2 separate regions of the Mus musculus genome follow, and region 2 is linked to region 1. The links are chromatin loops, found by intact Hi-C in ENCODE. Cell type or tissue: left cerebral cortex. All regions are shown on one strand.

Region 1 (2,500 bases):
CCTTACGTGTCTGTTCACAACTGTCTATATATCTCTAGTACTAGGGCATCCATCACCCTCTTCTGGTCTCTGGAATCACGTGCACACTTGGTGCACAAATCTCTTTGCAGGCATGTGCAAATAAGTCTTGTAAAAGATTTCAGGATATGATTTTTATGATTATGCTTATGATTCTTAGGTGGTAGACAGAACCTGAAAGAGGGCGGTCCTGCGCCTCCTCAGTCAGCGAGGAGAAAAGCTGACGGGCTGAGGTGTACCTCCGGGCATTTTTTTCTTTATTTACATTTCAAATGTTTTCCCCTTTCCAGGTCTCCCCTTCGGAAACCCCCTATCCCATCTCACCTCCCTCCTGCCTCCATGAGGGTGTACCCCCACCCTTCCACCCACTCACTCCCATCTTCCCGCCCTGGCATTCCCCTACAATGGAGCATTGAACACCCTCAGGCTCGAGGGCCTCTCCTCCCACCGATGTTCAACAAGGCCATCCTATGCCCCATATGTGGCTAGCACCATGGGTCGCTCCATGTGTATTCTTTGGTTGGTGGTCTAGTCTGTTGTTCCCTCCATGGGGCTGCAAACTCCCTTAGTTCCTTCAGTCCCTTCTCCAACTCCTCCACCCCGGACCTCGGAGCTCAGTCCAATGGTTGGTTGCGAGCTTCTTCCTCTGTTTTTGTCAGGCTCTGGAAGAGCCTCTTAGGAGATAGCCTTATCAGATTTCTATCAGCAAGCACTTCCCAGCATCCACAATAACATTTGGGTTTGGTAACTGTATATGGCATGGATCCCCAGGTGGGGTAGTCTCTAGATGGCCTTTCCTTTAGTCTCTGCTCCACACTTTGTTTCTATATTTCATCCTGTGACAGAGAAAGTTGTTAGAGGAGAATAACTATCTTCAAATTTTGCATTACATACAATTGTAGTTCCAAAATAATTTATTAGATGTCCACATGAACAAGTAACTCAGGGCTTTGTGCTTGTTCATGTGGACACCTAATATATTATTTTGGAACTACAACTGTACGTAATACAAAATTTGAAGACAGTTATTCTCCTCTAACAGTTTTCTCTGTGTTAGGCATGACGTCTCTGTTCACTTTCACATTGTGTAGATTTGTTTGTAATATTTAAAAACAAGCTTAAAAGGGAACTTTTTAAACTTTAGATTTTTAGAAGTTAGAGTTACCTTAAATTTTGGGGCTTGAATTCCATTTTGTCAGTTGGAGAACATAATGGTAAATGCAGTACAGCCATGTGTGAACTACATAGACCATGTGCACCAGTGAATTCTGCAGTATTTTTATTTTTATTTATTTTTATTTTATTTTTTAACTGCAGTGGCTAACAGTAGTCACCAGCAGAGGGCACTTTGGGCTCTTATGTTACAATGCCAGGTAGTTTATATAGTAGAAAGGACATATCTGACATCTCTCAATTTCCTGTCATTTCCTGGATCAGTTTACGAACCCTGGGACTGAGGAGGGATTGGTCACCCGAAAACCCCTGGGCACTTGTCATCTCAGTCTGGAGGATGAGTGAGAGACGTTCCTGGACAAGTGAATGGGAGGAGGCTGGAACGTCGCTGGGTTTTCTCACCCATTCAGCCGGTTCCCAGTGCCAGATGTTCTCCCAGCCATCTGGAATGGAGTCCAGGGATAAAGGCGTTTGCTTTTACAGAGGTCTAACTCAGTAGATAGGAAGAAAACCCCAAAATGAAGCTAGAGAGCCAACACTAAGGAAGCCTTTGGGTGAACAAGGGCAGAGTTTTTCAAACCGTTTGATTGGTTCCTCTATCCTTATAAGTACACCTTCATGCATACATACATGCACCATACACACGTATTAAGCAAATCCTCGCATGCTATATTTACCCTAATTGTATTTGTTGGTTCTCTAAAGGATCAGAAGTTACAGAATGAATTTTTGCTTTTGCAGGCAAAAAATGCAGACTCCTTCTTCCACGTCCTTTCATATGGGCTGCCACTGGGCACGGGCAGATTTAGGGTCTGTCTCCCTGCTTGAAATAATAGGATTAAGAAAATCCCTCACAGGTGTGCCCAACATACTGGTTTTAACTGAACCCAAACGTAGTCGGGTTAACTAAGATTATACATCGCACTTACAACGTGTGATAAAGGTGTGTGTAGTTTTAAAATTGTTAAGGGAAGTATAGAGAATGAATCAAGCTGAGTGTGGTGGCTCAATGCCTACAATCCTGGCCCCTGGGAGGCTGAGGCAGGAACATCAATATTTCAAGACCAGCCTGTGCTGTAATATAAGAGCCCATTTAATAGACAAATAAACAGAAATAAAAAATAAAAATAAAATAAATTTAATTATAAAATATTTGTTATAAGATATTTATTCTTATATAACATTTTAAAAAGAGAATTATATTTTAGTTTTTACTCCCTACAAGAGGATAAACTTCCAGTGACTAAAATGATGAAGAAAGACTTTCAGGTCAGGACAGGTAAATACTATTTTTTTAGCCCCGTGTCTG
Region 2 (2,500 bases), 700 kb after region 1:
GTTCTCCAAGATGATCTTGGCATCAAAGTGCCTAGTTGTCTGCATCTGCATCCGTAGAAGGTAGGGAAGGCACTTGGCAGCCTTAATTTTGCATATTAAAATCCTAAGGCTCCGATTAGTGGGTGAGTTTAGACCGAGATCCTGAATATCCCAGAGAGCAGAGCAAAACCCTCTGATGTAAGACCTGCCTCTGTGTGAGCCCAGGAGATGCAGGGGTGGATGGTCCCAGAAGCTTGCGTTCCAGGGCTTTCCTGCGGTGTAGCTGTGGCTCTTCCCTGTTCTGAATGAGCAGGTTACAACAGGGTTAAGTGAAGGAAGTGACATTAATACTAGAAGCCCCGAGTCAGTGATCAAGATCCCAAATGTAGGTGACTGTATTGGCTGATTTTGTGTCAATTTGACACAGGCTGGAGTTATCACAGAGAAAGGAGCTTCAGTTGAGGAAATGCCTCCATGAGATCCAGCTGTGGGGCATTTTCTCAATTAGTGATCAAGGGGGAAAGGCCCCTTGTGGGTGGGACCATCTCTGGGCTGGTAGTCTTGTGTTCTATAAGGGAGCAGGCTGAGCAAACCAGGGGAAGCAAGCAAGCCAGTAAAGAACATCCCTCCGTGGCCTCTGCATCAGTTCCTGCTTCCTGACCTGCTTGAGTTCTAGTCCTGCATCCTTTGGTGATCAACAGCAATGTGGAAAGTGTAAGCTGAATAAACCCAACTTGAGAGTTCTTGTTCATGATGTTTGGTATAGGAATAGAAACCCTGCCTAAGACAGCAAGTGACAAATGCTATTTCAAATAAAAACATATTTTTTTTAGAAATCAGAAAATAATTCAGAAGAAAACAAGACAGAGAGATGGAGGTAGAGGGTTTCATGTTGATAAAAGTAAGTCACTGAGCTTCAAGCTGCTGGCACGCATGGGTTCAGCTCTGGAAAGAAAAAGCAGTCTAATGTTTGTGCAGGAATAGAAACCCTGGCTAAGACAGTGACGTTGGGTCCCTATACTAAAATGAGCCCAGAATTAACTGAAGGAAGTAGGTGGTATGGAGTAAGGAAGAGCTGGGGCTTCTATCCCTAGCTTGTGATGCACAGGTTTGAAGAGTCTGGAGAGATGAGGTCACAGCTGGAAATCACTTTTGAAGATGGAACCCGGTCTGAGAAACCACCTGCTTCTTCCTTAGTGACTTTGTTCCTGCAGGTAACCATCCACATTCATCAGATTTATTTATTTACCAGGGTATTCATCTGATGGGTTCAAAATAACCCAGTATTTAATAATCATTAGAAATTATAATGAATGGTTGCTTACATTTTGGTATTGTATCTTTCTGGGATTTTCCAGGCAGCCCCCTTCTCCCTCCTTTAAGGTCAACATGACTCGGACTTCAGACAACTGGTCATCTAAACGGGTTCTACCTGGGCTCCTGGTGAGTTTCCTTGATGGCATGCTGCCCTCTAGAGGTTGAAGCAAACAGCACCGCAGAAATCAACGAGGGAGTGGTCTGCTGGCCTCACTTTTCTTAACAAAGATTCAGTCTTCATCAAATTTTATTTCAGCACTAGGAAAAAAAAATAAATCATAGAAAGTATTAGCTATTTTTAAAGGTCTTAAATCAGGTGACATCAGGCCATCAGATCTGGCCCACCCCACACATGTATATATACCTTCCTTATCTCCTTCCTCCCTCCCTTCCTTCTTCTTCAGATGGAGTGTGCAGCATTTGGCTAGCCTTCATGAGACCCTGGGCACCACTCCCAGTGCCTCAAAATAAAGTAAACAAACAATGCATTAAAACGCATCAATAAAAATCTGCCACGGGGAAGAGAGTGAGAGACATGTACACCCACCCAAAGCTCCCTACTTAGGGCAACAACCCCAGCTTTCACTGGTCTTTGCATGTGCTGTCATACTTAACTCTCAGCTCACTCTTATAGAGATATTAAAGACCACAACACAGCAGAAAACCGCAAAGCCTACATTTGAACCCAGTTTTCCTTATTTCAGAACTTATGCAGATTTTGTCAATAGGAAAACAGACTATCACATAGCATTTGAATGACTGTCTTTATTTGCTTCTGATTATATATAATAATCATGACTTTAGGGTTTTTTTTAAATAAAAAAGAGTTTATAGATTTAAAACTATGACAACCAGAGATTTTGCCATTTGACAATACATTTACCTAAACCTCAATTTGGCTAGCATAGTCAAGACAGACAGACATCCAAGTATGAAAAATGTGTATTGTTATATAGGTGATGGGCCAGGGGGAAAAGAAATTCCTAAAATCTGCAGTTAAAGAGACAAGCTTACAATATCAAAAGCTAGAAACACAAAGCAGAGTAAGAAAAATGACATTAAAAGTGAACTAATGGGGCTGGAGGGGTGGCTTAGCCATTAAGAGCACTGACTGTTTTTTCCATAGGTCCTAAATTCAATTACCAGCAACCACATGGTGGCTCACAACCATCTGTAATGGGATCCAATGCACTCTTCTGGTGTG

The links. Peaks named below come from ENCODE experiments on the same cell type or tissue, not always from the same donor. Only the 100,000 strongest peaks of a DNase experiment are listed, where the experiment ranks them.
Region 2: it touches region 1 in a loop (5-fold over the local background); 3 of 42 quality-filtered maps call a loop at or near these places.

Annotation. Positions count from the first base shown.
Region 1 is chr12:55,887,370-55,889,869 of GRCm38, forward strand. No RefSeq gene overlaps it. Among named protein-coding and RNA genes, the nearest start is that of Gm22296, 22 kb to the right of the region's middle. In left cerebral cortex, a CTCF peak has its summit at 1,360 (motif pointing right); a DNase peak (open chromatin) is centred at 1,375; H3K4me3 peaks cover 221 bases.
Region 2 is chr12:56,590,474-56,592,973 of GRCm38, forward strand. All of the region lies in intron 2 of Gm26973 (a long non-coding RNA gene), which reads left to right. C87198 (expressed sequence C87198) reads left to right here and starts at 586. Exons shown (of 5, transcript NR_046003.1): 1 at 586-693; 2 at 1,074-1,193; 3 at 1,338-1,422. In left cerebral cortex, a CTCF peak has its summit at 1,458 (motif pointing left); a DNase peak (open chromatin) is centred at 1,450.